Linked DNA regions of Homo sapiens: regions 1, 2 and 4 are each linked to region 3. The links are chromatin loops, found by intact Hi-C in ENCODE. Cell type or tissue: PC-3. All regions are shown on one strand. Links, peaks and the distances in the headings refer to the core of each region. The heading gives the core; the rest is flanking DNA. Region 1 has its middle 43 kb from the start of SEMA3A. Region 2 overlaps SEMA3D (semaphorin 3D). Region 3 has its middle 79 kb from the start of LINC03017. Region 4 has its middle 260 kb from the start of SEMA3A.

Evidence for each region. Peaks named below come from ENCODE experiments on the same cell type or tissue, not always from the same donor. Only the 100,000 strongest peaks of a DNase experiment are listed, where the experiment ranks them.
Region 1: it touches region 3 in a loop (3.0-fold over the local background); 3 of 110 quality-filtered maps call a loop at or near these places.
Region 2: it touches region 3 in a loop (5-fold over the local background); 5 of 110 quality-filtered maps call a loop at or near these places.
Region 4: it touches region 3 in a loop (4-fold over the local background); 4 of 110 quality-filtered maps call a loop at or near these places.

The regions. Positions count from the first base shown.
Region 1 is chr7:84,233,623-84,242,112 of GRCh38, forward strand. It overlaps a transcript of SEMA3A not described here. Among named protein-coding and RNA genes, the nearest start is that of SEMA3A, 43 kb to the left of the region's middle. In PC-3, for the core only: no CTCF peak of the experiment used is centred there; DNase peaks (open chromatin) are centred at 2,949 and 4,099; H3K4me3 peaks cover 1,097 bases; H3K27ac peaks cover 4,918 bases.
Region 2 is chr7:85,016,758-85,025,247 of GRCh38, forward strand. It overlaps SEMA3D (semaphorin 3D), which reads right to left. Exons shown (of 19, transcript NM_001384900.1): 13 at 5,634-5,856; 14 at 3,476-3,564; 15 at 1,495-1,536. Among named protein-coding and RNA genes, the nearest start is that of SEMA3D, 170 kb to the right of the region's middle. RefSeq lists a silencer at 1,756-2,050. In PC-3, for the core only: CTCF peaks have their summits at 1,978, 4,531 (motif pointing left) and 6,530 (motif pointing left); a DNase peak (open chromatin) is centred at 6,514.
Region 3 is chr7:84,449,491-84,457,980 of GRCh38, forward strand. It overlaps a transcript of SEMA3A not described here. Among named protein-coding and RNA genes, the nearest start is that of LINC03017, 79 kb to the right of the region's middle. In PC-3, for the core only: a CTCF peak has its summit at 5,222 (motif pointing left); no DNase peak of the experiment used is centred there; H3K27ac peaks cover 749 bases.
Region 4 is chr7:83,931,405-83,939,894 of GRCh38, forward strand. No RefSeq gene overlaps it. Among named protein-coding and RNA genes, the nearest start is that of SEMA3A, 260 kb to the right of the region's middle. In PC-3, for the core only: CTCF peaks have their summits at 2,954 (motif pointing right) and 4,851 (motif pointing right); a DNase peak (open chromatin) is centred at 4,877.

The DNA of each region.
Region 1 (8,490 bases), core at 354-8,353, 220 kb before region 3:
GCCTTGAGAAAGATTTCAACCATGTAATGATATATTCAATAATACCATAGTGCTGTCCCATTCCCTGAACACTTATTGTTAACTGAGTAGATTCTTCCTACTGTTTTCAATTCAGTTTGACTAAATCAAAAGAAAAAATACTTTGAAAGCAACACCTTTACTGTATTTACTGAGAGGCCAAACTATGTCTGGCAAATTTTGCCATGCAAAGATGTAGCAGTGCTTTTGGTGAAGCGTAGAGCCCTGGTAGAAATGCAACATTAACTGGCTCTTCAAATGCCTGAGATAAATGGAATTAATAATAAATGTACAATATTTTGACTACCATGTGAATCTAACCGATGCTCTATACTAAAAAAAAAAGCCTCATTTTTATAAAGTATTTTAGAACCACAATTAGTCCTATTTGTTCATTTGTTTATTATAATGAAAACCATAATACAATAAAAGATGTCAATAGGAACCTGCATAAAAAGTAAATACATTGTTTTACAGGGGATGGGGGGTGTTAGTGATGGCCATTATATCATTTGTTCTCATTCTCTACTTCTAAACTGGAATTGCTTCTAGCTAAATTCTGGATCTTTTAAATACTTTAAAAATCCTACAACCTAATCTTTTCCTAGAATAAAGTCCCCACTTTCTCACCTGAACCAAAACCTGACCTTACTCTGGTGGTGCTATTTACCCTAAAACCCTTCCACACTCATGCTCATGAAGAGGCTAGTGTTCTCTTAATCCTCACTGCCACATTGAGACCATTGCCCTGGCATCATTTATCAGTAACTTTTCTACTTTTGACACACACGATATTCAGTTATGCTGCCTTCTTTACATTGATTTGTCTTTATCTCTCTACTACATGGGGTTCTCTTTTGCTCATTGATCTAAATCTGCTGTGATCACAATATTCTTTGATTACCCTTCCTGCTCTGGTTCTTAACATTCAAACTGAGGAGTCTTTGAACCATACCCTTGTTGCGCTTGGGCGTCTTCAACTCCAAAGACCTCGATTTTTATTTTACCCATATGTTTCTCTTGACTTTTTCTATTCTTATAAGTTTTATCCCCTCCATTCCAGCCCCAACACTCACTGCAGGCTTATTCCTTTTACATTTAATAGCAGGCAGTTTCATTATTTATTTTATATATCTGTAGATTTACTAATTACTCATTCTGACCTTCTGCCTGCCGTGTGTGTGCCATTTCAATTTTCAAATCTAGGGTAATCTTTTGTAGTTTCATTACTGAGTACTGAGCATTGTTGGAGAAGGTCAAATTACAAAGGTAATTCTATTACAGATGAATTCTAACTAATATCAGTTAATATCCCCATGCTGTTTTCCTGCGTTTTTACTCTGCATGTGGCATAAGGGGAAACTTTTACATCAACTTGTCTAGAGCGCAACTTCATGGAAACATTCTGAAGGGGCATTAGGTAATATATACGAAAATGATTTAAAAATAAATTCTTTAAAACAGGAAGGCCATTATTAGCAAATTATCCAAAGACAAATATCAGATATGTGTACAAATATGTATTTTTTCAATTGTTCATAATGGACTTGTTAAATAAACTATGTAAGTATAGTAGACTAGTATGCATTCATTAATTGCACATTATATTAATAATGACAAGATATTTTTCTGTATTACTGAGTGAAATGAAAGATAAACTGGTATGATGCATATGATTATATACATGACTTTATATTTAATATATGCAATCATTTATAAGTGTCTTGTATGTGAATAATTGTATGTATTTTGTAGTTTGGAAAAATGTTAGCTGGATTATCAATAATTATTGATTTCTGGTATTGAAATTTTGATTACTTTTGATATTATTGTTTCTTCTTTATTTCTTTATTTTCTTCTCCATATTTTCAATATTACTTGAAATATCTGCATGAATAAATATTATTGGAATAAGAAAAATGATACAGTAAACGCTATTAATTTTTTTAAAAAGTAGTTTGGGTATAATTGTTTTAATTCTTAATTCCTCTTCTCCATTTTGTGTCCCAACAAACTAGAATCTACTTTCCTCACTCCAACTATTCTACTAAAGTGGTTCTCATAAAGACCAATTATCAATGAGCTTATTATCCAACCCAAGTACCCTCTACTCTTGGGCAACAAAGAGAACTCTAACATGGTCGAGTATACTGTCTTCATGAAAACATAGCTACTTTAGACCATACTTTATGCCATTGCATCTCAAGCTCTTTCACCAGTTTATTTTCCTTCACTTGGCCCCTAAGAACAGATGTTTCCTAAGGCCCCATGTTTAGGGTGTATTCCTTTTCACCCTACACACTTTTAACTAATCTATTTTCCTCCCACAACTTCAAGTATCAACCTCACTGGATGATTCTCAAATCATTATCAAAACATCAAAGGCACATGCCTAATTGGCTACTGTTTACTGCACAAAACCAGCCTGATGTCACCTCAAATTGCACAGGTGCAAATTAGAATTCATTTGTTTCTCTTCCAAACTTTCCCCTATGCCTTCAATTTTAAGTGCACCACTGGCCACTCTCCTTTGCTTGGGTTAAAAATTTTAGTTTTCTTGAACTTCCTCTTCCTCCTGTCTTTTAGCTAGTCACCACATCTGTATTGATTATGTGTCTATCACACATTTGTCAGTGGGCGAATGAAGTAAAGTTTCAGATGAGGTGTTATTTCCTTTATGTTCCCAGTTATACTAGACTAATTTGGACATTAATCACTTCTATCCTAGATATCCAATATAACCTCCTAACAGAAGTTTCTAACTCTCCCTTCAGTTACACAGTCATCAGTATTAATTCGCTAAAATTCTGAATATGATTGCCTCTCTTTGCAAGAGAAAATGAACATTACTAAAATATTAGTTTGGCATTTCAGGCCCTTCCTCCAAGATGTTATTGCAATCTTCCTGTTTAACTTCCTTTTCCATGCATAGTTTATCTTTATCTCGCAAATACTCTATTAGTCACTAATGACTAATCCCATTCTCCTAAGAGCAAGACTTTTCCATCTATGATATTAATTTGATATAGAAAAAGAGTTTGAAATTCACTTGGAATACAGGTAATTATTGATTTTGCCCTACTCTCTTGATCGTTTTGCCTCAGTCTATCAAAACCAATTCAAGTGTGTTATCTTCCAATACCTTGAACAAATCTCTCTTCCCCTGTCATTTATGGAGTGTACATCTGAGGTAGAAAATATTTCAGTTAATTCTATATGTGAGTCACCTTCATGATTGTGAATACCCTCAAAGCAGAGGTCTTAAAAAGGATAGATTGTGTTAATTACCTGGAAAAAAAATGGCAGTAAGTGATATACTTAAAGCAATATCATATATATTCTATTTAAAATAAATTTAACTGTGTTGGAAAGGAAGGGAAGGAAGTTAAACTTACATTCTAAAATTTAAAACGACCAAATAAATAAATCGGGAAAAGCAATGCCCAACATTAATAGTGAAAACATATTTTTAAAATAATTAACACCTGAATCATAATTAGCAACTAAGTGTAGGAAGAAACTGATGATGCTGAAAACAAAATGTGTTTAATTTATCCCAGAGTTAAGGAAAAGACAAACATATGTAGGTAAGTGAATTTCTGAGCACCAATTTCTTAGCAACCACAGTCTAACTTATCAAATTTAAGATTAAGATTTGAGATAGTTTATATCAACAGGTAAATTTCATTATTAAGCAATTAGCCACTCATTGTCTTACTCAAACTTACTACTCACTGAGTTAATACAACATACAAGACATAGTATTAGGGAAAATGTCTTTAAGAAGTTCATAATCAATAAAAGAGAAGAAGAACGAAGAGAAGAAGGGAGAGGAGGAAGGAGATGAGAGGTATGGGAGGGACAGACAAAAGTAATATTAAATGCTTACAACATACCACCCATTTTTCTAAGTGGTTTACATTATCATCTCTTATACTGTGACAAGATAGATACTATTATTGTCTTTATTATATAGATAAGGGAACTGACGCATGATGTGACCAAATAACTTCTTAACATGAATCACCCAGCAAAGGGTGATTCATGAAATCACTGAGTTTCATGAGTGATTCATGAAATCTGAGCTGAGTTTCAATCACAGAACATACATCCTGCTCTGTAGTTTATGCCTTTAGTCACTATGGTTTACTATAGTTAACATACTGTGCTGAGACCCAGATGCAACCAATTAATAGAAACATACTTCAGGAATGCCTTTAAAAAATTCTGTGAGAATGCAGATTAGTGTGGGAATTCCTGTTGACTGAAGTCCTAACAGAAAACTTAACCATAAAAAGAAGACAGTACTATCATAGGCCACCATCTCTATGGAGGAATAGCAAGGCTGTATTGGAAGTACTAAGGAAGCCAGATTTGGTGGAGTATGGGTGTTTTGGGGAACAATAGATGAGAGTGCCCCAGAGGATATTCAATTTTTTTTTTTCTTTAGATGGAGTCTCACTCTGTCACCCAGACTGGAGTGCAGTGTGATCTTGGCTCACAGCAACCTCTGCCTCCCAGGTTCAAGGGATCCTCCTGCCTGAGCCTCCCAAGTATCTGGGATTACAGGTGCCCACCACCACACCAGGCTAATTTTTGTATTTTTAGTAGAGACAAGATTTCACCAAGTTGGCCAGGCTGGCCTTGAACTCCTGACCTCAGGTGATCCGCCTGCCTCAGCCTCCCAAAGTGCTGGGATTACAGGTGTGAGCCATCGTGCCTGGTGGAATAACCAATTTTCAACTGAACTTGAGTACAGGACAGTGAATAATCTACAGTAGGCACAGTGGAAGTCTACACCACTTAATTTTTATTCATGTATTTAAATCGGCTTCCTCCAAACTTGTGGTTTAAAGAATGGAGTGAGGAGAAATAATAGCTTATGAATAAATTACTGATAATCACTCATACATAATATTAACTTAATTTTTACAAGTAAATATAGAGATGGAAAACCTTTCTGCAATAGTTCTGTTTTCTGAAACAATTTTAAATAATTCATTCCATATACAAAACTGTTTGCAAAAGTGCACATGTAGGCATCTCTCTCTTTTAACTATATCATGAAAACTACAATAATTTTTTTTTTTTTGATACGGAGTCACGCTCTGTTGCTCAGGCTGGAGTACGGTGGCATGATCTCAGCTCACCACAACCTCCACTTCCCTAGTTCAAGCAATTCCCCTGACTCAGCCTCCCGAGTAGCTGGGACTACAGGAGCATGCCATCACACCTGGCTAATTTTTTTGCAGTTTTAGTAGAGGCAGGGTTTTACCATGTTAGCCAGACTGGTCTCCAACTCCTGACCTCAGGCAATCCGCCTGCCTCGGCCTCTCAAAGTACTGGGATGACAGGCGTGAGCCACCATGCCCGGCCAAAAACTACAATGATTTAAAGCCATGTAGCAAACCTAAAAACTTAAAGAATGTAGACCAAAAATAATTATATCATAATGCTAATATTAAAATAAGTTTTTAAAAATAAAAATAATACATTAACATATTTCAGAATAGTCTGCAAGATTTCATGATTGTGCAACTGTGAATATTTGCTTTAGGTAAAACCAAGCATTTAAAAAATTAATAGTTTTTTAATTATCTACTTATTCAAAAGTTTAATTCTCATAAGGAAATTATTTTTTGATTTGTAAAACATTAGGTGTTTTATCTAAAACAATCAAGCAAAGGCTTTTGTTGAAAATAAATTTAATATTTTGCCCATGGGCAATTGTACTCACTAAATACTCTGTAAGTAATCCACTTTTTGTGGCCAAGTGGCATACTCATTTTACACCCAAATATGAAAGAGAAATGGAAGACATGGGTAATAAATAATATTTTAGAAATACTGGAACTGTTACTTGAGGGAATAATTACAGAACAATTTTTGAGAGTCTTGTATAATGAATTCATTTTTAAAGCATCTGGTTATCTTTCTGACTAAAAATGCAGTGCCAATTATATTTTATAGTTAGCAATTTCTTTTTATAGTTTAGAAATTGGATCGTAAAAAAACAACTGTAATTTTTCTAACATATTTTTAAGAATAAAATGATCTGATACACTAAATTAGAGGACTTAGGACTTAAAGCTAAACCACATACTAATTTTTACCATCTTTGGAGGCCATCTTAATGAAACTGATTTTGTGAATGTTATAGATGCATACACATTTATTACTGTCACTGTGAGTCTAGTCAAAGAATATTCTGATTTGAAATAAAGAGGTCATAAAAAATTTACCTGTCCCAAATAAATATTAAGTTGTGATGCAGTATGGTAGATTAATATTTTCTATTATTTCATTGGTCAGACTAATGTTAGAAGAATGTTTTAATTAAAAGCAATATATATAACTATAATGCCACAGTATCCTATAAATTTTTAAGTGTTTCAAATTACCAATTTATACCCAAGTGGTAGGTTGGTCTGTAGGATCCCAAAAGAAACAATACTGCTTGTAAATATTTTAAAACTAACAAACACCAAAACTAGTCTATAGTATATTCAAATGGAGAGTAAAGATGGGAGAGAGATTTATAAGAAGTCTTAAAAATACATAAGCAAATATTTAACTTGTTATGCATAATTTTTAAAAAAAGATTTTAGTAGGTTGAATAATGGCCACTCAAAGATCTTTAATGCCTGGAAACTGTGAATGTTACTTTGAGTGGCGAAGTTTTGCAGATATGATTAAGTTAACGATCTTGAGATAAAGAAATTTCTTGTTATCCCTGTTTGGTCCCTAAATGTCATCACAAATGTCCTTATAAGAGAGAGGGCGGGGGGATTGGGCATATACCCAGAAGGCCAAGGCCATGGAAGATGGAAGTAGAAAGAAAGATTTGAAGATGTTACATTGCTGACTTGAGGAAAGGGCCACGAGAGAGGGAAGATAAATTCAGAAATTGGAAGAGGCAAGGAAGAGATTATCCCTTAGAGCCTCGCAAAGAAGCATGGGACAGCTAACACATTGATTGGATCCAGTGGTACTAATGCTGAACATGTGCAGAGTGGGCAGGTTTGTTCCATAGGTATACATGTGCCATGGTGGTTTGCTGCACTCATCAACCCATCATGTACATTAGGTGTTTCTCCTAATGCTAGCCCCCTCTAGCCCACCACCGCCTGACAGGCCCCTGTGTGTGATGTCCCCCTCCCTGGGTCCATGTGTTCTCATTGTTCATCTCCCACTTAAGAGTGAGAACATGCTGTGTTTGGTTTTCTGTTCCTGTGTTAGTTTGCTGAGAATGATGGTTTCCAGCTTCATCCACGTCCCTTCAAAGAACATGAATTCATCCTTTTTTATGGCTGCATAATATTCCATGGTGTATGTGTGCCACATTTTCTTTATCCAGTCTATCGTTGAAGGGTGCTTGGGTTGGTTCCAAGTCTTTGCTATTGTGAACAGTGCTGCAATAAACATACATGTGCTGGTGCCTTTATAGTAGAATGATTTATAATCCTTTGGGTATATACCCAGTAATGGGGTTGCTGGGTCAAATGGTATTTCTGGTTCTACATCCTTGAGGAATCACCATACTGTCTTCCAAAATGGTTGAACTAATTTACACTCCCACCAACAGTGTAAAAGCATTCCTATTTCTCTACATCTTCTCCAGCATCTGTTGTTTCCTGACTTTTTAATAATCACCATTCTAACGGCATGAGATAGTATCTCATTACGGTTTTGATTTGCATTTCTCTAATGACCAGTGATGATGAGCTTTTTTTCATATGTTTATTGACCGCATAAATGTCTTCTTTTGAGAAGTGTCTGCTCATATCCTTGGCTCACTTTTTGATGGAGTTGTTTATTTGTTTCTTGTAAATTTGTTTAAGTTCCTTGTAGATTCTGGATATTAAGGCTTTGTCAGATGGATAGATCGCAAAAATTTTCTCCCATTCTGTAGGTTGCCTGCTCACTCTGATGATAGTTTTTTTGTTTGTGTTTTGTTTGTTTGTTTGCTGTGCAGAAGCTCTTTAGTTTAATTAGATCCCATTTGTCCATTTTGGCTATTGTTGCCATTGCTTTTAGTATTTTAGTCATGAAGTCTTTGCCCATGCCAATGCCCTGAATGGTATTGCCTAGGTTTTCTTCTAGGGTTTTTATGGTTTCAGGTCTTACGTTTTAGTCTTTAATCCATCTTGAGTTAATTTTTGTATAAGGTGTAAGGTAGGGGTTCATTTTCAGTTTTCTGCATAGGGCTAGCCAGTTTTCCCAAAAGCATTTATTAAATAGAGAGTCTTTTCTCCATTACTTGTTTTTGTCAGGTTTGTCAAAGATCAGACAGTTGTAGATCTGTGGCATTATTTCTGAGGCCTCTGTCCTGTTCCATTGGTCTATATATCTGTTTTGGTACCAACACCATGCTGTTTTGGTCACTGTGGCCTTGTAGTATAGTTTCAAGTCAGGTAGCATGATGCCACCAGCTTTGTTCTTTTTGCTTAGGATTGTCTTGGCTATACAGGC
Region 2 (8,490 bases), core at 136-8,135, 570 kb after region 3:
TTTTGTTTGTTTGTTTTCCTTTTCAATGGCTTTTTTTTTTTTTTTTGAGCCAGGTTCTCACTATGTTGCCCAGACTGGACTTGAGCTCCTGGGCTCAAGGTATCCTCCCATTCTAGGCTCCTGAGTAGCTGCACTACAGGTGAGCATTATCCAAGCATCCAGGGGCTTTCATTGTTTTTAAGATATGCTGCTAAACTTCTTAGGAGGATATATAAAGATATATAAAGTTGTGCCTAATCTTGTTCTGTCTTACTTCTCCAGATTCATTTCTAGCCTTCCTGCCCTTTGAACACACATATGATCCATACTCTAATTGTACACAAACTTATTACAATAAGCTATAGTCTCTCACTCTTCACACTTTTGCAAAGATTCTCCCCTTCTGGTTGGCATATACTCCTCCATTCCATTCTCCTTTTAATATATCTGGTTAACTATGACATCCTTCATAATTCAAGCTGTATGTCTCTTCTTTCAGTTATCTTTCCCTGTTCCTTCTGGCTCCCTTTAGGCCACTTTCTTGTCTCTGTCTTTCTAGACTCTATTATTACTGTGCAGTGTAAGTGTCTTCCTTTGACACTCAGCTATACTGTGAGCTTCTGGAGGTTAATGGCGAGCTATGTTATTCATTCATTCATGTACCCTCCAAGCACCTTAGGCCTTCAAGAAATAAATGATAAGTGAATGAACAAATAAATGACAAAGCCCTGAAGAAGAAAACTATTTAGATAATTTCCTAAAAAAATCACTCTGCCATAGGAACAGTAATAGATTAAGTCAATTTTAGCAACACCTTGATGTTGAACATGTCATATGGCTTTCTTATATCTTGGGGGTGCAAATAGAAATAATAGTGCAGTTTGAATCTCTTGAAACAATTGTAATTTGGAATATCATATCAGAGAGTTATGAAATAATGTTAAAGATTATTACTATTATTATAATTAGTTACCATTTACTTTACACTTATGTGCCTGCTCTCTGTTTAGAATGTTGCATGAAGCATCCTCTTTAAACTCCCAACAAACTCTGGAGGTGGATATTGTTTTTCTAACTTTACTGTTGAGGAAATTGATTCTGAGAGTTCGATATTATGTGATATGTGGAAGGTTGGCTGTTGGGCTGCCACCACAGTTCATATTCTAACTCCTAGACCCCCAGATTAAAAACCCTTTGTAATGGTTAGGGTTGATATTCTACATGAATGTCTAATGGGCTTGATAGAATGACATTCTCATGAGACTAGGAAAGTGAGTTCAGTTTTTAAGATCCAAAGGAAGGGGAGAATGCATCATTCAATTAATAAAATTTGGCTCAATTTCTCCCAAGGCAAGGCTGAAACAATGGTCTCTAATGAATTACAAGAGAAACAAATAATGTTTTAAATTTCTTAAAATTTAACTCCCAATTTCAATGGATTTTTTTTCAAATAAAGTTTGATTCAAGCAGCCCATTGCTTTTGTGATTAACTTTCATACAAAAGTTAAAAAGTACCTGCTTCAGAGACAATTCCATGTTCAAGATGATTGATGAGTGCTGAAAATAGAAGTTAAATGTCAATAAAGATAATCATTAACAGGTTTTTATATTAAACAATATGTTGTTTTATCTGATGCCATATATCACTGAAGTAAACATCAAGTCTCTGTTACATAAGGAAATAAAGTTCTTATTGTTTGCTATTTTCTTCCAAAATGTAGTGATTGTACCTTAACAGAAATGATAAAAAGTTATTTTGTAGTATCTTATTAAAGATAAGTGACTTAAATGTATAAGAAAATACTCTGCATTGAAAATTGTTCCCAGTTACTCACAAGTGTTCTTCTTCTAAATCTGCTTATCTTAACTGCTTCCATATAAGTCAAACTAGTGTTGACAAGAACATCTCCATAATTATTTATTACCTCTTTCTGCTCTTACTTAGATCAGTGGTTCAAAAAGTTGTTTAAGTAGCAGAGTTTTGAGAAGTTATAGTGCTCCTTGTGGATGATCATATTCTTTACGGAACACTACACAATACTGGTGCACATGATTTCACAATATGAACTAAGGCTAGTTTTGTTTGTAAAAAAATATGGCTCAATGCATGCAAGATAAAATCAGAAACATGAACACAAAAGCTAACAAACTAAAAAGGACAAGATGGCTTAAAAAATTTTCCATCTACCTATCATCTATCTACTATTTATTCATTTAGCACCAGCTCATATTTGCTAATTGACAAGCAGTATTAGATGTTAAAGATTTAAAGAAATATATGAAAAAAAATTTCAGTGAGAAAGTTCTATCAAATAGCATTTTTGTTATCAATTTTAAAAACATGGCCAAACTTATCAAATTATATACATACAATATGTTCAGTTTTTTGTTTGTATCTCAATTATACCTCAATAAAGCTGATTTTACAATAAGAAAAGAAAACAAAAGCTGGTCATTTATGTAATTTTAACAGCAGAATCCAAGTAATTCTTCTTGACCACTGTCTAACACCATTGAACGAGACTTGTTCTAATGTGCTTATGTGTGTTATAGGCACTGTATTTTTGGCCTCTGGGTTCACACTTATGTTTGACATCTGGCCTTCCCCTAGGAACCACCCAAGATTTTGTTTTGGTAGACACCAGATAGCAGGTCTTGTTCTTGTTAACTCCTTGACCACTATTATCATCACAACATAAACAGGATCCTGTGGAACTCAGCATGTTAATTAACTTGAGCCCCTCACAGAGGAAGGCTTTATTCTCTTTTAAAGCATTATTTACATGGAAACAATCCATTTTAATAAACTGTCTCAATAAAAATGTTATAATAAACAAAGCATATTTTTAAAAAAGTTTTTCTGAGAAAAAAAGTATTTCAAATGTTACAATCAGCAAATAATTGTAAACTTAATTTTACTGAGGATTTACAAAGCATGCCACAATTGAGAGTTATTGTTAAAAGTCAAAGACATTCTCCAAATCTGGAGAACTATTCTTCTAGATCTACTAACTCTTTTTGCCGGGTGAGAGGAGTTTAGCATACATGAAGACTTACTATGATGCAACCTATATATTTTTTTAATTTCCTTACAGAAAAGCAGGGACACATGATTTATACACTGGTCTATTTTTCTCAAATTCAATTGGGGAAAAATTGAAAAGTAAAATTTATAAAGTAGAAAAGCATCTGGATAGTAAAAGAGACCCCAGGCTTTCATTTAATGTGGCAATTTGTCTGACTATATGCTTAGAGAATGCAGTAATGAGAGGCAATCCCGGGAGCCCTGAATTCAGCGGTATTCTACAGAGGAAGGTGAGTCCCATTCCTAGTCGCTTATAAAACTTTTTCCACTGCTTTGGGAAAAGAAAACTAAGAAAGCTAATTTCAAAGGCTTCTTCAGGTAACCTGATGATGTATTAAAACAAGGGTGCCCTATAACAAGCGCTACTCAGTTTCAACATCTTTTCTCCTGGCACTCTGGACTGAGTCTTACCTTGAATATCTGCAACTCCTCCAGCACTACCTCTTCCATATTCCACTTTTCCTTTGAAATGCTGACAACTTTGAGGACAGTTCCAATGTCTGAAAAAATGCATAACCCATGATCCCATTGTTTCTATCTCAAAAATTAGTGGTAAGCATATCCCTAGAAACCTGCAAATCATTCCCCTCACTTCTCTTTAAATGCCTTTCAAAAAACAGATTAAATGAAACATGCATGAACTGAAGCTTAATGTTTAAGTTTTGTCCTCCCAAAATATAGCTTTTAGCTAGTAGAACACCCATTTATAGAGAGAATGTTAAAGGATGCATATTCAGAGTATATTCTTAACAAAAGTAATATATAGATATATATGTATAATTTAAATATTGTTTGAAACGTTAATAGAGCAAACGTTTTGGACCTTAACTGAAAAAGTTAAAAATATATTAAAATAACAAATTCTCTCTCTTCCTTCCATGTAATATATATTTATTAAGTAGTTATTATATCCAATTCACCATGAAAGACAGATATATATTCTTTTAATAATGTTGTCAAATGAACAAAAAAATCATTGAAGCTATCTGAGGGAAATTGTAGCTCACTCTTCAAATGTATTCTATCTTCAGAATCCTTATTAATAGATGAGAAATGGAAGGTTTGTTTAAAATTATTTAAGTTCAACTTAATACAAGGTTGATAATGCAAACCAAAAATTGACATTTAAAAGAGGTATCTTAAATACATCATCTTACATTGAAATTAAATGAAGTGTCAGGTTAGTACAGAAAGAAAATTAAAAGAACAGTTTAGAAAAAGAAAAAAAAAATCCCACTTTAATTTATATAATATAGGCATTTTTAAACTTCTGAGCACTGGGGTTGGAGTATAGTAACGTATATAATAATGATCCTGTTCGCACAAAATAGTCTGAATTATTTAATTGTTTTTAAATAACTCTGGGATCTTTAAAGAATATTAAATGTACATTTTTCCAAATGTCAAAATTAAAAACCTATCTTAGCAGTCTATAATTTTCTCAGTAAAGGTTAGATATTACCACCTAGTGGCTAAATGACATTCATTGCAGTGAACTGTTGAACACCTAGTTTTGGGTGGACAGTACAAATTAAGCGTCAAACTTGTGGGAATTAATAGCAACTAATTAATTCTACTTTTGACCCTTCAACAGCCATCTCTTTTGTCTTGGGAATATCCCTTATTTTTCTGGTTTGTGGAATTGCCATCTTCAAAATAATCAGGTTTGACAATCAATGACAAAGGTCCTCTGATTCCGTCACACACATACTTCCTAATAAACCTAACTTCTATAAGATCCATAATTTTTAAAAATAAAATTATTCTAAAATTGTTTTGAACTCTTAAATATCTATTCTAATAAAAAGTCTTGTTTGTTGAAAATTCTTAATTTTTAATTCTTTATGAAATGCTTGATCCATTAAGTTATATAATATGATATGGAATACAGTGCTTTTGTTTTAATGATACATGTTATCTTTACTGCCAGTAGAATTCCCATGACATTATTAGCTAATACTTTTACTTTTTTTGAGATTAAGTTTTTCTTTTTATAAAAACATTTTAATCATTTTATAGTTACTGAGTTGACAGACAAAGAAAAAATACAATGGGCTTAAAATCTGAGTCTAGGAAATACATTTTAATGCACAAAATTCAAGAAGAAAGATAATCTCCAAGAAGTTTCTATTTAAAGGTCTTTACAAAGTAATGTTTAATGTTTCTGAAAATCTATCTTAAGTCAACTAAGTCAGTGATTCTCAAAATCAGGTGAAGGAATCTTTTGGGAATATACTTGCAAAGAGAGGGAAAGGCAAAGTTTGAAAATAAACATTACTTTGCCCTACTTGTTTAATTGTAGTTCAAAATCATTCAACAAATATGTATTGAGCATGTAATGTAGAGTAGACACATTGCTGTCAAATACATTTTGAAATCTCAGATTTGAAGTTGGGAGATATTTATGATTATCAATTAAAAGCTACATAATTTTAAGAAATGCTGACAAGGTTTTATCTAATAATTACTCATTTTTATTTTGACCAATAAATATTTTTGAAGTTGTTCTTCTCTTTGTCTAATAATGAAAAATTCCTTTTGAAAAAATCCTAATCTAGTTTTAGCTTACCTGTTCCAAGAAACATTACATCGTACTGGCCATCTTCTGCAATGACATGATCCACCACTATCTGTGTCAGTCTGTAATCCACATTGATTCTCTTGAACGTTGGTCCTCCTGCAACTGGGTATACGGACTTATACATCACAGAGTGCCGCTTTATGAAACTGATGACATCATCTGGAAAATCTCGGGTGGACTTAATCAGTGGGTCATAGGTTTTGCTTGGACACTGAAAATAAATGTGGAGGAAAGTAAAGACATTGTTTATGCACCTGAGAAGTTCACACTTATTTCCAATAAAATTTGTATAGCTTATCATCAATAATATTAAATGAATGGACAACAGAGTCAATATGGAATCATGTGTACTTGTAAATAAATGCAGCGTGCCTCTAATAAATTTAAACCCAGTTTTCTCCTTCAAAAATTTTCTAAATTACCTCTGCATTTTATAATGTTTCCATAGTGAATTCTTTTCTTATGAAGATTATTTCTTCTGAAGATTGTTTCTAATGAAGATATTTGAAATCTAACTTGAAATAACTGTTAAGAAACTGATCTATAAACATGAGAACACGTGGAAAGCCATTATTTTCAATTTCCTTTGAGTAATTTATAATTTCAGTTCAAATGAAACCATGTTTAATTAAAAAATAAAAAAGGAACAAACAGTTCACAAAAATTAATTTCAAAGTATTTAATAGTTTGAAATTGTAATTATGTAGTTTCTTTTATGATTAGTGTGAAAATTACACTTTGAACAATTCAACAGCTCTTCTCCTAAAGAGTCTGCAAAGAAACTGTTAGGGAATTTTATACTTCTTTCTAAAATTGCCTTATGTGCCTTTCAGCATCCACTAAATCAATAGTTAGCATGACCTGCCCCCTGGTGGTAAGAGTAAAAAGTTCAAAATGGTTCAAATCAAATGAATTTTATGTGCCTTTATCCAAAAATAAAGGGGAAAAAACACCTTATAATTAGACTTTTTTTTTCCAGAAAATATCACCTCTCCCACATCCTAAATCTATTTTATGTTTAAACATATTGCAATTTAGGAAGGTACCTCGTATAGAACGATTCTTTTATCACATTTGAATTCTCAATGGACTAATGCATTCTTTTGGAGAGGAAAACTTTAGTCAATTGATGCAGTCATAGAGAATAAAATGATTGACAGTAAGGACAGATTTTTTTAATGGTGCTTTTCTTTGTTTCAGTTTTTAGAGAAGTTGGAAACAGTCTCCATGGAACTGAACCATTTAAACTTGGCACTAATTAGAATCATGACAAGGCTCCAAAAACATAATGTACTTCTCAAAATATTCAAGAGGGTCATTCTTAGGGAGCTGAAGATACTAGAACTAGTCCCAATATTTGACTTTGACCCCAAATTTTATACCAATAAAATCATAATGGCTTATTATGAATTAGAAGAAATATCAAAGAGGTTGTACTAAAAGTCTGTTAATGTTTTTCTATAAATAATTTAAGAATATCTTTATCTTTAACAAAAATTTTCAATGTCTGGTATTAAGAAACTGATACTTTCTGGATATTTAGTTATTTGTCCCAGGTCTGTACCAGAGAGATTAGAAACGTCCTAGAATATTATCCACTTTGCATTTACTTAACATATTCTTAACTGGATGTTGGTCTAAAGATCTAAGTCTGCACGTTCAGTCATTATTTCCAGCACTTAACCTTCAGCCAAGCGGAATCCGTCAACTCAATAATGGAAGAACCTTGCATTAAATAGATTAAGCAGGGACTCAAAATGGATATGGAGCTCAAATGATACAAAGCTCTTGTCCAATTATAGGCTGCATGTTTGAGGCTCAGTCAAAGACAATTCATAGTAGGCTTATAATGCCTATGGTTCAATCTGGTTGGTGTATCATTAAAATCAAACCCAGAGCAAGATTTTGCCTGCACACAGTTTTTAAAAAGCCCTCCAACTTAAGAAAAAATCACTTTTGACTTTGCAGCTGTAGTTGTGCAGTAGCCAAAGTTTTCAAAGAAATAATATCATGACATTCAAGCCGTAGTTTTTGATATCAAATTGTTAAATAATTAGAAATTTTAATGCAAGAAAGTATAGCTGAATGAAAATATGAACACTTAGAAAAAATAAATATGAATTTTCCTCATTGCTCCGACAAAAATGGTTTAAGTGTAATAAAATCTAAGGCGGAAAAAAAGGAAGGAAAACCTGGTTTCTATTGACTATAAAATGATCTTTGAAAATATATATTTTTTCTTATGGCAGCTTTTCCTCATGGCATGTTGCCAGTGTTTGGACAAGATCTTTATCCTCTCAATTGCTATGCATGATATCTCAGGTCTGCGTCTCCACTATGCTTGCACAAATGAAAATGATTTGGTAGAGTTACTCTCTGAGGTTTAGGATAGTACAGTTTGAATCAAATATTGTTATTTCAGTACATTCAAACCAGTGGAATTTTTGCGTTGATATCATATAGCTGTGCTGCACACAGATCTAAAAATAATGAGATGCCAAGCAATGTATGTAGGTAAGAGTAAAGTAGGAAAGAAAAATTTCGTAAAAGAAAAGAGAAAGTGTAGGGAAATGATACATCTAAAGCGGATGGTCATTCATATTCAGTTATTTTCCTTTAACAAATTCTAGAAAATTCTCCTATGGCAGCTATACATCTCAGGTATTAGAAATCTAGTGGGTTTTTCTCCGTATGTATGTACTTTTAATTTCTAGGTATTAACACAGCCCACCTGAACATACCATACGGGGACATTTATTTCTGCCTCCAGTTTTCTTAATTTGCCAGATTAGCTCCTAGGAGAGTAGGAAATAAATCAGGAAACTTATCTGTGTCTCTACCCGCT
Region 3 (8,490 bases), core at 367-8,366:
CTACAGATCATACACATATAAAAAGATTAATAAGAGGATATAGTGAACATTGTTATTCAATTAAAGTAATTGAATTTATTATAAAATCCTTCCCACACAGAAAACTCCCAGCCTAGATGGCTATACCAGTAAATTGCCTCACACAATGAGGGAGACAATAATATACTCAAATATACGTTGAGTATATTAATAAATATACTCAAATATACCCTGTAGAAACTTTTTCATTAAATAGCAACTCCCCATTTCCCCCTCACCATGTCCTCTGGCAATCGTCATTCCACTGTCTGCTTCTGTGAGTTTGACTATTTTAGACATCTCATGTTAAGTGGAACCATGCAATATTTGTCATTTTGTGGCTGAATTATTTCACTTAGCATAATATCCTCAAAGTCCATCCACGTTGTTGAAATGGCAGGATTTCCTTGTTTTTAAAAGCTAATTAATATTTCATTGCATCTATTACAACATTTCCTTTATCCATTCATCCATCCACATACGTTTGGGTTGTTTCCACATCTTGTCTATTGTGAATAATGTTGCAATGAACATGGAAGTGCAAATATCTCTTCCAGATTCTGACTTCAATTCTTTTGGATAAATATCCAAAAGTTGGATTGCAGGGTCATAAGGTAGTTTTATATTTAATTTTTTTGGGAAACCTCCATAATTCCATAGCAGCACCTTTCACATTCCCACTAACAGAGTACAAGGGTCCAATTTCTCTACATTCTCTCCAACACTTCTCTCTTTCTCTCTCTCTCTCTTTTGATAACAGACATCTGCAGGAGTATAGGGCCCCAGATGGTCTTGGATGACCAAGCTCTTCCACTCTTGCGTGCAATTCTTGGGCAGAATATACCAAGAATGCCACATTCTGAGATGAAGAGGAACTTTCTGGAAAAACCTGGGCTGTGTCCTTATTCCTCCCAGAACAGGACCTTCTGCAACTCTTGACCTCAGTGACATGAATGTGTTCAGGCTATAAAATGCAGAGCTTAGTGCTTTGAGGAACACTCATCTGTGATGCAATGTATGGCACATGTAGACAAGACTCCATCCATTCTGGAAAGCTTTCCTAAACTGTGGAGTACTAGCTTGCCATTGATTATAGAATTCATTTATTCTTGCTGCCTATTTGTAAGTAGTAAATTTACTTTGTCTGAATTGTGGGAGGGTTCTGTCTCATTGTACTAGACCTAAAAAATTTACAACATCCTAACAGGTGTAAAATATCTCATTATGCTTTTGATTTGCATTTCCCTAATTCGTGATGTTGAACATCTTTTCATAAACTGGACTATTTATTTGTCCTCTTTGTAGGAATATCTATTGAATTCCTCTGTCAGTTTCTTAAATTAGATTATTTGTTTACTGCTACTGAGTTGTTAGAGTTCCTTCTATGTTTTCATATTAACCCCTTAGCAAATATATAGTCTGCCAAGTATTTTCTCCTTTTCTTTAGGTTGCCTTTTCACTCTGTTAATTGTTTGCTTTGCTTTGTAGAAGCTTTTTAATTTGATGTAATTCCAAGTTTGTGTTTGCTTTTGTTGCCTGTGCTTTCAGTGTCATAGCCAAGAAATCACTGCCCATACCCATGTCATAAAACTTTCCCTTATGTTTTCCTCTAGGAGTTTTAAAATTTCATTTTCTTAGATTTAAGTTTTTAGTCCATTCTGAGTTGAGTTTTGTGTGTGATATAAGATAGGTTCTATTTCATTATTTTTCATGTGGATATCCAGTTTTCTCAGCACCAACTCTTAAGAAAAAAAATGTGTACACATAACATTTCTTCTAACCCTATATACATACTTTTTTCCTTCCCCCTTGGGTCATATTTAAAGTCACTTCCACCAGTATTCAAGGTCATAGGGAAAAGTCTCTGTTGTCAGTTTTGAATCATTCTGGAACAAATTTTGCCCAGCTATCACAAATAACTCCTAAATTGATTAAAGATGTTTATAGCCCTAAAATATTGTTGAAAAGCAAAACTAAATGGTTAACCTGAGATTTTGATTACTCTTACCTATGATAGTGATGACTTTTATAGAGTATGACAATAGATAGAAATTTGCCTCATAGAAGCATGAATATTCAGTGGAGAAGGAACTAAGCTCTCTTGTTTATAAAGCCTCTACAAACTTTGAAATCCAGAACTACTTTACAAATTGACACGGTTTGAAAAGTTACAGCAAATTTATCACAGAAAATACGCCTTGACAAAACTTCTGTTGGAAAATCATCAGTGACTCAGTTTTATGTTGAGTTCATGTTTCATTGGACACTTCATTGCAAATAGGAACATAGTTCCCATTTTTAAAGGTATGTTATCCCTCTAAATTCCCCTCTTCTAAGTTAGTTTGATGAAGTTGGAATCCAGTATTTTTGTTTTTAACTCTGTAGTCTACATAACCTTTGTTAGTATCATTATATTTTCCACAAATAAAGGAACAATTACATGGGTTAAATTTGCAATCTTTCTTCTCCTACTCTTAATCTATAAGTGAATTTAGTAGCAAATATTTAATTGTTTGTTTTTCAAATATATTTTTTAAAATTATATTCCTCTCTTTGCTTGTTACTTATTTAAATATAGCTTTAACATCCATTTTTTTACACACCTGACAACAGCCAGAATAAAAACATTCAAAGAAGGATCACACATTTGTCCTATTACTTTTTAAGGCTTCAAAGTTCAGTGTTTGGCAAAACAGAATTATCACTTAATAAATATACTCAAAAGTTATTATTTTAAGGCAATATATTTTTTAAAAATAGCCAGTACTAAAGTAATTGAATTTAAATATGAACCTACTTAGATGTTATTTTGGATGAGTGACGTGCCATAAGGCTTCCTTTATGAACAACAGCAAGGCCATGGGCACCTTAGTGGAGAATGAATCCTATTGTTTGAGAGTTGACATGGCCAGCAAAACAGATAGGTATCATACACTTTGTGAGTATGATATGGCCATTTGAGAGAATTTTGTTATTCCCAGAAACATTCACCAAGATAATATATGGTGGCATGATCGATAATACAAATATGGTATGCTTCTTTTCCAAACCTACATGTTCCTTTTTTATCGGCTCTCAGCATGAAATTTTAATACTGTTATGTTACTATGTATAAAAAATAGTTTTAAAAGAGTTTAAAAGCCAGAATATGTAGTTAGACACTCACAGGACAACTATGTATTTTGCCACAGGCACACCTCCATAGGGTGTTGCTGATGAAAGACTGCACACGGCAACAACAATTCACCTAGCTGTTTTCCTTCTAGCAAGCCTATGATGGATGCAAAGTTCATCTGTCATTGACCAGAGGTGTCATTTTTCTTTTTGTTTTGCAACTTGTCTGAACTTGATGCACTGGGTCACTTGTTACTCTGTGTGACCATTTGTGAAAGCAAACAAGGGCCTTTTTTGGGGGGGAAGTAAATCTTTATACACTGTCAGAGTCTTTCCCCTTCTTTTTAACATTGGAAGTTTGCATGGTAACATCCTACAGATTTGTAGCAGGTCATTTTTACTAGTAATAGCTTTAAAATTTTCTAGGTTAACCTAATCCAAAACCTTCCAGTGTTTTGTCTCAACTTTATCAAACGCAAAGGAATCTGGAGGAAAAAAAATAGTCGTATCCTTATACATATCGAATACCTACTGCTAAGCAAATTCAACAGTGACAAACGTGGAAAGAGAGATGAATCTAATTTCAGGGAGTATTATGGTTCATGAGACTTTGTTTCTTTTTTTTTTTTTTTTGAGACGGAGTCTCGCTGTCGCCCAGGCTGGAGTGCAGTGGCGCAATCTCGGCTCACTGCAGGCTCCGCCCCCTGGGGTTCACGCCATTCTCCTGCCTCAGCCTCCCGAGTAGCTGGGACTACAGGCGCCCGCCACCTCGCCCGGCTAATTTTTTGTATTTTTAGTAGAGACGGGGTTTCACCGTGTTAGCCAGGATGGTCTCGATCTCCTGACCTCGTGATCCGCCCACCTCGTCCTCCCAAAGTGCTGGGATTACAGGCGTGAGCCACCGCGCCCGGCCGAGACTTTGTTTCTATTGAGTGATAGAGACAATGCATCCTGATTCACACAGTGAAATGCTACTTTCTTCTGAGTAAAGTCAAGAAATGGTGTATAATGGAGTCACCAGAGAGACACATTCCCTGTCTCTACTTAAAGTCTACATTGTCTGTATTAAATATTCTATCGTGTACATTATCTCAGTAATAAGTACTCTGTAACTTATTAAGAATAGCTGTCTGCCTTTCTTTGCAAAAAAAACTTGTGTAAAATTGTTTGCTAATTTGCAGAGGACAGCTGTTGTTCAAATATCACTTCAATAAATAAAAACTGACTTGATTAGATGATTTAATTCTAGTTACACTTTTTTTTCTAGAAAAGAAAGTAATACCTAAACTTATTGATACTACAGTGATATATTATTGCAAGATAAAGAAAACTACTGCATCAAAAAATGAAGTAGGTGGACTTATAAATTATTCTTAACAGAGCAATAAAAATGTATCCACAATACATGTGCTACTGTGCTGCAATTATTTACAGTACATGGAGATGTAATTTGTTAAAATATTCGCCTCAATTCTCTAGCTTGCATATATTCAAAGTGTTAAGGCATCTGAACTCTTTTCTTTAAAATGTAAAAATGTAAAAGAGCTGTGGAGTCTTGCTGCAATTTGGGGAATATTTTCTCTCTTTTGCCATTTTTTATTCTTATTTTGTAATGGCTTTTTTTAAATTACCTATGGAAGATGTCAAGCTGTGTAATACTAAGACTTTAATGTGTTTATTCTGTGAAACAGTAAGACATACATCAGACACAGATAAGTCATTTCTTGGCCTTGTCCAAAGAGTTACTAACATTAAGGTAACAGCTTAGTTACTTTTTCCATGCACTTTCTTTCCACCTGTGTATAGAGGAGCTGAGTAACCAGTTATTTGACACTGGCAAGTCTGAGCATTCACAGTACCAATTATTATAGTAATTTGAATGTTACTAAAACAGTAACTTTAAATATCATTTTAAAATTCATGACAACAATAGCATGAATGTGGTAAATGGTATAGTACAATTACAGTGAAAAATACAAATAATTTTCAGTGAAATATTGTATATTCATGTAATACAAATGATGTCTTGGGCTATGTACAAAATATTGATAGAAAAACACCCAAAATGAAAACAAAAACAAAAACCCTCATTCATATTGTTCAACAAAAACTATTTGACTCTGATTTTTCCTGCCATCTGGTGGCAAGATCAAAACTTAGACAATATTTAATCATATTAAATCTTTTTACAACTGTCAAAGTACATTAAAATTAATTTTATATGAACCCAGTAAGAGACTGAATAAGCCTAGTAATTTCATGTACAATCTAAATATAATAGTTATTTTAATTATATTAACAAGTAGCACCTCAAGGTTTAATGTAATCTTTAAAACTATATGACAAATACAATAAAAATGAAACGCTCTCAATGAACCTGAATGTGTAGCTAGGTCACATTGGTAGGTCAATAGTTCTCATTTTATGACATTGAATAATTATTACAAATTAAGTAGATAGTATTGTAATATATTAATTCTTTCTATCAGAAAGTGAAATCTGGTTAAAATCTGAAAGATAGTTTTTCAACAAGAAAATGACAGAAATATGAATACTCTTATTTTTCATTTTTTATGAAGTTGAGGGATGGGGAGGAATAGCTCTTTCTAAAAAAGGTTAAAAATAAAACAGGTAGTTTAAGATTAAAATAAATATAGTTTCACATAAACATTGTATAAGTTAAATACTTGCAATGCATTCTTTTCAAATATGACTTCAATGTTTATTTTACAAAGTGCATTTAAAAACTACTTTGTTTAATATTTTCCATTCCATTGAACAATAATATTTAAAAGGCTGTATGTTAAACTAATATTTCTAAATGTTCAATATATGTTTGATTAATAAAAATATTTTATAACCTCTTTACAATAGCTTAGAAGGTATGTGATAGTAACATATATTACATGTTAATTTCAGGAAGGCAAGCTGAGTTAGTGATATCAACAGTTGGCAAACTCAGTTCTTCATTTGAAGACTTTTTTTCAGAGTGATAATTTCTATGATTTCAATGTGAATAATTCTTATAGTTTGGTCTGAAGCTTATTAGAAATACAGTTGTGTACAATTAAGAGTATTCTTAAGTTTAGAACGAAGTGATAAGAATTTTCTTAAATTCATAACTGTAAACCACTTTAAAAGTTACAAATGTTTCCAAATTTCAGGAAGTAAACATCTGTTTCATTTTATATATGGGAGAGGGAAAAAATTAGAAAAAGATTTAACCAGTGTAGTAACCAAATACTCTAAATTTCATGCTAATGAATATCTCTTCTTACCTACTTGGCAATAGGCAATAGCTGAAATAGCTTGTGAGACAGCTGAATAGCTGATTCATGAAGGTCATATGGATACATATTCTGTCTACACAGCATAAACTGAAATGGAAATTTGGCAGCTACCCAATTTATGTGATCCTTGGCAATTCAGGCCTTAAAGTAGATTTAACACTTGCAAATGAGATGACTAAAAGTAAGGATGTCTGAGATGATATTCTAAATTATTTCATGCGCTTCACAACTTAAGATCTCCTATGAGAAAAAAATATTAAAAAAAGAAAATATCCTCCTTTTTTAAATCCTCTGTGCTTATAAAGAAATGCTTATAAAAATAAATTAGATATTCCAACATATAGGATGCTTCAAATCAAGTCGATTTGGGGAGTAGGTGGTGGATAAAGTCTTAATATGGTAAAATCTGTTATTCTGTGTTGAAAGCCCAAAGAATAATCTAATTCATAGTACTCTTGGAATTCTAAATCAATAAAGGAGTCATTCATCAATTTTTTAGCATTTATATATCAGACACTCTGATTAAGTAAGAGATTTTAAAAGCACCATCTTTTAACCATTTAACTTTGAATGGGCCAGATATCAAATGATAATCATTCTACCATGTAAAACTAGATGTCTGACATTAATCAAATAGAAAGATTTACATTTCGTAAATATTTATTGTTTAATAATCATTAATATATTGATTTAGGTAACTGCATACCTGGATTTAGGTAACTATAACATACAGTAAAGTCTTTAGAAAATAATTTCATTGGTAAATTGTTCAATTGAAAAAGTTGTCATTTTTAAAAATAAAGAACCATGTTATATTTGGCTTTATTTACGTTTAATATCTAAAATGCTACTTCAGTGCTTTGTAGGGGTACACAAACAAACACAAGGCAAATATATATCCATTTGTAGAATATGTTAAAAAGACCCTTTTAACCTTTGAGCAATTTTGTAAGTTAAATTTTCTTATATCCACTATGATGATAAATAAAATAACTGAGGCTAATGGACCCTAAGTTACTTGCTAATGTCAGCTAATAAGCGATAAAGCCAGGATACTCCAATTCAGGTTTTCAGATAGCAAGCATACTGCTTTGGGTAAGCAAAGCAGTATATTTATATAAGCACTGCTTATATAAATATACTTGCATTTTGGTATCAAAAATAAGTAGACCCCAGTCTCAAATTTCCCAATGACATAACTGGTACCATTAAAAAAAAATCTGGTAAGATTGTTGCTAGTGTGGAATGAAGTGTTAGGATGAGTGGATGAATAGGAAAAATGGCAATTTTCTAGTTTTCCTGAGTCAGTTATTCCACAAGCACAAATATACTCTTATTCATATATACCAATACATTCTATATTTCATCACTATCCAAGTCAATTTTACAAATTTCAGTTTTGCAGCTCCTGTGCTCTCTCATGAGTAATCAAAATCTACATGCAGAGCAAACTCCTTGGAAGTTGTTAGTATTAGGTAAGGGGCTGCAGTCAATGGTGAAAGATTTGATATTTAGAAGAGGATGATTTGCCTTTTACATTTTTTTTAGCAACTGTGAAAATTCAAAAATAGTGCTTACGTTATAAAATTAAAGTAATTTAAATTTAAAGAACTTTTAATTGAATTGATGTTTTGGCCCAGTGAATCCTTTGAAAATGGAACTAGAAAATATTTTGTTCAGATGAGGCATTTCTGCCAGATTAAAAAACATAATATCAAATGTTGCTGTTTAATCAACTGTTACATTTACTGAATGTAACATGATGTAATTAACCTCTGATTATCCATTTGAAGTGTTCTGACTTGAAAATACAAATATACCTAGTTATAAATAAGGGAAAATACATTTCTAACTATTCTTAATTTCTTCTCAAATATATTGGTCAACCAATCTTTAGAGATAGATAATTATTAGACAAAACAATTCACTTTTGTTATGTAGCTATGAAAACAAGTATATACATCATACATTAACTGATGTATGGGAAATTAACAAACAGATAGATAAACAAATAAATGTATTAACTGATGTAAATGAAATGAAGAAAGCCACCTTGGTAAGTGACCAG
Region 4 (8,490 bases), core at 77-8,076, 520 kb before region 3:
CCAAAACAGTGTGCTTTCTTTTTGTTTTTGATTGTCTTATCACTTACAAAGTTTTATCACTGCCCATAAGCCACAGGTAACTGGCTTCTAAGCCATATTCTAGTTAGCGAAGCAAGCACACCACAGAAAAGGTAGTTTCCTTGAGATGCTTTCATTGTACTGGGGGAGGTAGGCAAACACAAAATTCGTTGGGAAAGGCACTGTAATTTTGTGAGATCATTGTCAAGGGAGATGCTAAATCTTTGGTGGGAGAAAGAGTTGGAGAAGATTTTATAGAGGTACCATTTGAGCTAGAATTGTAGCATTTTTAAAAGGCACAAAAGCATCTTCCAGGCAAGGGCTGAGAAACACTGCAGATCATTGTATGTTTGGGAGAGTACCAATTATTATAATAAAAGTGGATTTTAGCCTGCACAGGAGGCTGAATAGTGGGAAGTGGCCAGATATAAAAGTGAGGGGACTATAGCTTGGAATAATGTCAGTGTATGCAAGGCTATGAAAAAGATGCTAAGAAAAAATGTAAATAGAGGAGTGGTTTCAGATTTGGGCTTCAAGTCAAATCCATGGGTGATTAATATTATGCAATGTAGAAATCAACATCCTGAATATTCCAATAACATTGAAAACTCTTCTACTCAGAGGAGAGACACATAAACAAAATATCGAGCTTGATTTGGTTATAAAGTGTATTAGTCCACAGCATTAACTACCCAATACAATATGCCCATTGTCAATCATTAAGCATGAAGAAGGACTCAGCTATCTATGTTCAGTTTCAATATTACAACCTAACTGCTCATTTGTCTACATAGCTTTTGCTTGAGCAGGAAACTCAGCTATTTAGATTCAGTATACTTTAAAATATTATCACCATTAGGCCTGACTCTGTATGTAGAATCTCCGAATTCCCTTAATACAAATACTTTGCATTAAGCTATGTATGTAGTCTCCTACTAAAAGCATATATATGGCACAACGTAGAGATAACATAGTGATCTTATTAGATAATATTTCCAGGATGTAGAATATTTTATAACATTATTATTATTATTATTACTATTATTATTATTATTATTATTGAGACGAAGTCTCACTCTGTTGCCAGGCTGGAGTGCAGTGGCACGATCTCAGCTCGTGGCAACCCCTGCCTCCTGGGTTCAAGCGATTCACCTGCTTCAGCTTCCTAAGTAGCTGGGATTACAGGCGCTTGCCACCATGCTTGGCTAATTTTTTTTGTATTTTTAGTAGAGACAGGGTTTCACCATGTTGGCCAAGCTGGTCTCTAACTCCTGACCTCAAGTGATCCACCCACCTCTACCTCCCAAAGTGCTGGGATTACAGGCATGAGCCACAGTGCCCAGCCATAAAATTATTTAAGTAGTCATTTAGAAAGGCTTTGAGAGTTTGTGGCATTCTTTAGGGATAGATACACATTAAAAATTTAAAATTCAAAATGCATATACATTATTAAAAATTCAAACTAACACTGTTATTCATTTCCACATAAATTGTTTTTTATTAACCATAAAAATTTGTTATAAAGAAGCTTTCTTTAAATCAATTTTTAGCTATCAACAAAATGATACTCCAAGTTTGTTGCTGTTTGATAATCAAACTAATGGGTGGATATATTTCTGAAATGTTATATAATGATGTGTAGCTGTTTGTCATTCTGTTTTCTTCTCCTACCTGGGAATATGAATGACCTGTTTTTAGACTCTCTTGCAGTAAGATGTTGCCTGTAAATAACTACTGGCCACAGAATGGCAGTGAAATGATACATGCAACTCAGACTATCTGTGTGATTACATTTCCATCTACAAGCTGGATTTTGATGCCCAAGTTCACCTGAGAGAGCATGAGTTGAAAGTATTACAGCTTCCATAACCTGAGACCCTTTAGGGCTTCCAGGAAAATACGTCCCTTCTCTACTCCTCCCCACTCCTCATCAGCAACACTTCATTGAACTTTACATGGACTAAAGTAAACAAACAAGCAAACAAACACATTTTTATTATAATATGCTACTGAGATTTCAGGAGTTACCTCTTCTAGCAACTATCCTTACCCGGCCTTGAACTACTTGTAAAAAACGCTAGAATTGTGGATGTGTTTAGGAGATTGAAGTTGCCCAGGGACAATTTGTAAGCAGCATGTTAGGTTTAACTTTGGGACTAACTTTGACAAGTTCAGGGAATATCAATGATGGAGGCAGTGGGATCTTGTAGGATCTGGAAAAACTTTTTCTTTTCCCCATTGCTCATCTAATTGATAGGATTAGGGAATTCACATGAGTTTTATTTATTTTCTTGTAGTGGAGAGGAGGGCTCTGAATTATTATGCATTTGTGAATCCCTCCTACTGGTAATATGGTGGGTTTCCTTTTCTTTGTTGTTTTGCAAAACCTGAAAAATTACTCTGCAAAATTTTAGGTGTGTTGTGTATATGAATTAGTATTCCAAAATGTCCCTGGACAATTGATTTAGCTCCAGGTTCTTTTTTTGATTTGAGATTCTAGTTTTACACCGTCATGTGTCTTGAATGTTTTAAAAAAAGGAACAGCAACAAAGACAACCACCTTTAGTTCACAAAATATAAATTAAAAGATTGACGCTTCCTAGAAATACTAGCATAAATGGCATTTAATAATTAAAGCAAGTTTCCTCTCACTGTTCTCTATCTCAGATTCTTGTTTGTTCCCTTCATTTTATACACTAAATATGGACTTATTTTAATTGTTTTCTTTTTAAAGTTTGTCTTATTCTCACCGTAATGCACATCAGAAGAGGTCTTGTACCCTTTTTTATTTTATTCACAGTTGTGTCCTGGGACTTAACCAGAGCAACCAAAGCATAGTAGAAAATTAATAAATATTTGTTAAACATATTAATTTAATACACTAAAAAGTATTTTCTTAATATTTACCACTAGAGGGCATTTTTCTTCTGTCTTAAAATTCTAGTTCTTGAAAGAAAAAGCCTTTTTTTTTTTAAAGCTGAAGGTACTGAGTACCACTTTATTAACTTGTAAAGATAAAATATTTCAACCATCTCAAGTTATGAAAAGCATATATTCTTTATGGCACATATTAGCTTAAAATACATAAACATTCATATTCTACAGTAACATCAGCTCAAATTTAAAACATTGCTCTAATAAAATATTCAGATTTTAAAATTTAGATTAATATATCAGTATTTTAACACATAGACATACACACATATAGGATTATGTAAAATATTTCAATGATGTAAAATAGACATGATGGCCAAACACTATATATTTTGTAGCATTTTAGTTATCTAAAAGTATAATATGGATTTGATAAGATTTGATAAGAGAGAAGGATATTTTGATTAAGTTAAAGAATAAAGCCTTTTTCTATAGAAGAGGACAAAACAAAATCACATGGTCACAACAGGGCTGTCTTTCAGCTTGAATTGCTGTTTGGGTTTCTCTGGAAGCAGGAGATGGAGTTCCTGCAAAGTGTTCACCAGGGAATACTATTGGGGTCATCCCATGTGGACAGGAGGGTAAGAAAGTAGGACTGGGCCAAGACAAAGTCCAAACTCAAGGTAAGAAGTTGAAGTTGACAGGAATCAACCCTCCAAGAAGTTCTGGAGCTACAATGGCACATCAGAGGAGTCCCAAATTAAGTCAAACTGGCTGGCTTTTATATTCCTGACCCCAGCAGTCATCAGATGTGGGTGGACAGGGGAACTGGAGCAGTCAGTTTGCTGTAGCTGAGGAATCTCTGAAGAAGCCTGCAACTGAAGTGTGAGGCAGGGAGTCCTCGGAAAGGAGCTCTGGGAAGGGCCTGGCTACAACTATCACAACTTAGTTTTGTGAAAAATTTATGGGAAACGAGGGTTAGGTGGGGGCTGTGGAACTGGCAAGTATATTTAGAAACACAGTACATATTGTAGATGGAATAGAATTGTTTCAATGTAATAATTTTTTACTGCATGGATGTTTAAATGACATTATTAAAAATTAAAGGTCAGAAATTGAGAAAAAAGTGTAAAGTGTCCATGCATAAATTAGGTTTTAAGTAGAAGACGTTATGAAGATAATTTAACATTAATAAAACAATTTTATAATTTTGTTATATTTTTGATATACGCTTGCTCTAATTTGAATGTTAATATTAATGTCCTTGAGTAAAGAACATGGTTTTTTTTTTTTTTTAGACGGAGTCGCGCTCTGTTGCCCAGGCTGGGTGCAGTGGCGCGATTTCGGCTCACTGCAGGCTCCGCCTCCCAGGTACGCCATTCTCCTGCCTCTGCCTCCCGAGTAGCTGGGTCTACAGGCACCCGCCAACACGCCCGGATAATTTTTTTTTTTATTTTTAGTAGAGACAGGGTTTCACCGTGTTAGCCAGGATGGTCTCGATTTCCTGACCTCGTGATCTGCCCGCCTCGGCCTCCCAAAGTGCTGGGATTACAGGCGTGAGCCACCGCGCCCGGCCAAGAACATGTTTTAACCATCAAGAATTTCCACACTACTTAATAGCTAATTTACCTAAAGGAATTTACAATAAAATATAAATAACTATTTAGGAAATGAAGCAAAAAGACCCTCTCTTCACGGTAAAATTAACTTTGCTGTTAATGTTCTCTGTCAAAATACATCCCTTTGTCCTCCTTCTTCCCCTTTCATCCCACTTTACTTTTTAGAGTGCATTTTTACTTCATTTTATGCAACTGGAAGTGGAGTAATATCTTCATGAGGAAATGATATTTTTAGCTATTCTGTAATTCAGCTTCAAAGAAATGAAAATTCTTTGAACAATAATTTTCTTTCCGAAGAGATTCAAAGCCTTCTGTATGTGCTCAATGTTGTTAACCAGCAGATGGCACTCTTGCTCCTCGGCAGTGAACCTGGAGGCTTTGAAACTTGTCAAGAGTGTGGGTCAAATATCTTCCTTTGAAAGAAGTATAATAAAGAAGGCGCCTTCAGCCTGTATATCTGAACCAATAGAGATTCTTTATGTGCAGGTGCAACTAATCCTTTCAAGATGTAATGAAGCTCAATAAATCCTCCTTTTGCAATATCTTCACTGGTCTTTCAGGCTGATTCTGCTTTTTGTGAGAAGAAAAGTGCAGAACAGCTCAGCACAATGCTACATGTTTAAGCAATAAGGAGACTGACCCATTGTCTCATGTCAAGCTGCCTGGGACGCAATTTCCTTTTTCCTGTTCTCAAAATTAGCTGATGAGAGCAAGTTCCCTAGGTGAGCATAAGTTCCCCATATATATTTTTTTCTTTCTTTCCTGAAGTAAGGTGGCCAAAGAACTACGCCTTCGCTAGCTGTTATTCTCCATTTTATGTGCTGGGAAAGTCACTTGAGCACAAGAAGTTATTTTTCATATCTACATCACTGCTTCTTATTAATAAAACAAAGTACTTACCTGTTATTCGTTTTCCTTTTAGCCATTTCATAAATTCTGAAACTACCCATTGGAAATATTCAGAACTCTTATTAACACAGGGATTGATAGCATGCAAGTTTGGTGTTTTGTTTTTTTTTTTGTACAGGTAAATTATTGTTTGTTTATTTAGTTATATCACAAAAGATAACAAACCTTTTGGACAGCATATTCAGTACCAATCATTTCATGTTAGCATTTTTTTGCCATTTTTTAGGAAATCTCAAATTCTCAGATGTAGTTAGCTAAGAATATTATTGCTAACTGGCTATGTCTATAAGAAATAATATAAATGATAATGAAATAGGACTTTACTTTTAGTTCAAGAAAATTACAATATCAGTAATATCAATTGATAAGCTATGAGTCTTAGCCCTTCATCACACTCTGTTTGGAAAACCAGCAGTTGCTTCTGAGAGTGGATGAAAAACAAAATGAGAGGAAGGCTGCAATTACTCATATGACAATTACTTGTATTTGGTGTTGGCGTCGTCTGCCCTTAATATTCTTCCATTTTTCTACTGTCATTGTATTGATACTAAAACATGCTGCCAAAGACAGGATTAAGAGGTCTGGAAATAGCATGTTGAGCTTACTCCAAGCCATTCCTCTTTATGACTGTATGCTAGTGATAAAGACAGGAGACAGAAATACTGGGTAGAAGAGGGCAGTTTCCCAGCAAAGGCCCCACCCTCAAGCCTGGAAACCCGTGGCCCTAAATGAGAACAGGTATTCCTGTTTTCACGCCCAAAAAGTTGCCTTTTGGCCTGCTATGCCCCCTATCCTGTGCCCACATAAACTCCACATCCCAGGCTCCAGAAGCGGCCGAACAGATGAAAAGCAGAAATGCAGGGCATTTCGAAGGAGAGAAGAGAAGGAGTGTCTGAATGCCGAGAGGAGTTTGTCTGGGGACTATTGGAAAGGAGGTTGGCCACTAGACAGCCAAACTCCAGGGGAAGATCATCTCCCCACTCCATTCCCCTCCCAACTCCCCATCCATTCTGTGGAGAGCCACCTCCACCACTTACTAAAACCCCAGCTTTCACCCTTCTAGTCTGTGTGCGACCTGATTCTTCCTGGATGCTGGATTGGACCTGGGTGCCAAGAGGGTTCACTGAGCTGTCTAACACTTAAGCCATCCGTGGATGGCAAGACTAAAAGAGCGCACTGTAACTCAGGCCTACTTGGGCTTCAGGAGTGTCAGACATCCACTCCTAGATGCTGCCATGGGGCTGGAGCCCAAAAGCGCTCCCCTTGGTTCCTGCACCTGCCCGTCTGCGTGCTCGCCCTCCCATAAAGGGTTTGAGCTTGTTCAAAGGAGAGAGTTTGAGAGCTTGTTCAAACAGAGAGCCACACCCGCGTGGCAAGTCCTGTGAGGGTGGTCAAGGAACTCTCCCAACTCACTAGTAAACTGAAAAGCCAACAACACAAAATACATTTTCCAGGTAGAAATCAGAGAGAATTTTTTAAATGTTAAATACTGAGTCCACTTCTTGCTTATTTTCAAATTTTCACACATTTTCAAATTGGATTTAGAATTAAAATCTGTATAAATTCCTATGTTACATGAATCTTGAATTCCTTTCTCACCTGTCTCCTACCCTTCTATCCTTAGTCCATTGAGCTTTAGCCTCATTTTGGGTTCCTTAAATTTGCCACACTTAGGAGTTTTGTTGCCATTTCTTCTATTTTGAGCATTCTTCCTGTTTTTCTTTTTTGTGGCTAGCTCTTTATTTTCATGTGAACCCCAGAATCAGTCTCATTCATTGATTTTCTATGATATAATTATCTTCCTAATTCTTTACCTCCAATGGATCACTGCTGTATTAGTGCTGCCATAAGAAATTACCACAAACTAGATGGTTTACAACAACAGAAATTTATTCTCTCACAATTTTAGAGACCAAAAGTCTGAAAGCCAGGTGCTGAAAGGGCCATGCTCTGTACAAAGGATCTAGAAGTGAATTCTTCCTTGATTCTTCTGGTTTCTGGTGGCTCCTGGCATTTTTCACCTTTTGGAAGCATAAGTAATTCTGCCTCCCTCCAAGCTCACATGGCCTCTTCTTTATGTGTGCCTCTCTGCATCCTCTCCTTTTCTGATAAGGGCACCAGTCATTCAATTTAGGGCCTACCCCAATCCAATGTGACCTCTGCAAAAACCCTACTTCCAAATAAGGTCACATTCTGAGGTTTGGGTAGACATGGATTATGGAGGGATACTATTCAACCCACTGTAGTCACTATTTGATATTTTTCTTGATTTATGTATTGTATACTTAATTGTTATCCTTACTTAATCCATGACAACCACCCTGAGACAAGAAACATTACCTACATGCTTATGTGCTATACTGATATATAAGAGATATTTAACAAATCTTTTTTCTTTTTAATGAAGAAGCGATGGTTCCAATACTCATAGCCTGAAGCTCTCAAACATTTGAATCATATAACTAATTCCTTTTGTCCTGATTTCATGGTAAATAGAAACCTCCCATTGTATGCTTTTCTATCTCATTCACAGTTATATTTATCATTGCAAATTAGTAAATTATCATTCTGCTTTCCACATTGAATTTTGTACCCTAGATTCAGCATCTCTGAGTACATAAGCTCTGGAAATCTGGCAGATCAGATTTCTGAGCATGTGAGGACTAGATAATGGGCCTTGTTGAATACAAGATTATTCTACTTTGTGTGGCTTTTTAAACATTAATTTTTAGAATATTTCCTGGAGATACCCTAAACTTACTGAAGCTGCTCTTTATTCAAGTAATAGGCAATAGGCAATGGAAACAGAGGAAAACCAGCAGAGGATAAAGATAATACCATAAATCCTAGAATGCTCTTTCAATTTTATAATAGGCATCATAGATTCAAGCTCTTCCTCTTCTCTATGAGGGTGTGTGTGTGTTTTAAATTCTTGTTATTGATATCCTATCACAGAAGGTTGCATCCTTGGCTGGATATAAATGTCACTTGAGAAGCTTTTAGAAATCCTGATCCTCCGGCAGCACCCTGAACCAATTTTATCATAACACCTAAGGGTGAGACTCAGCAC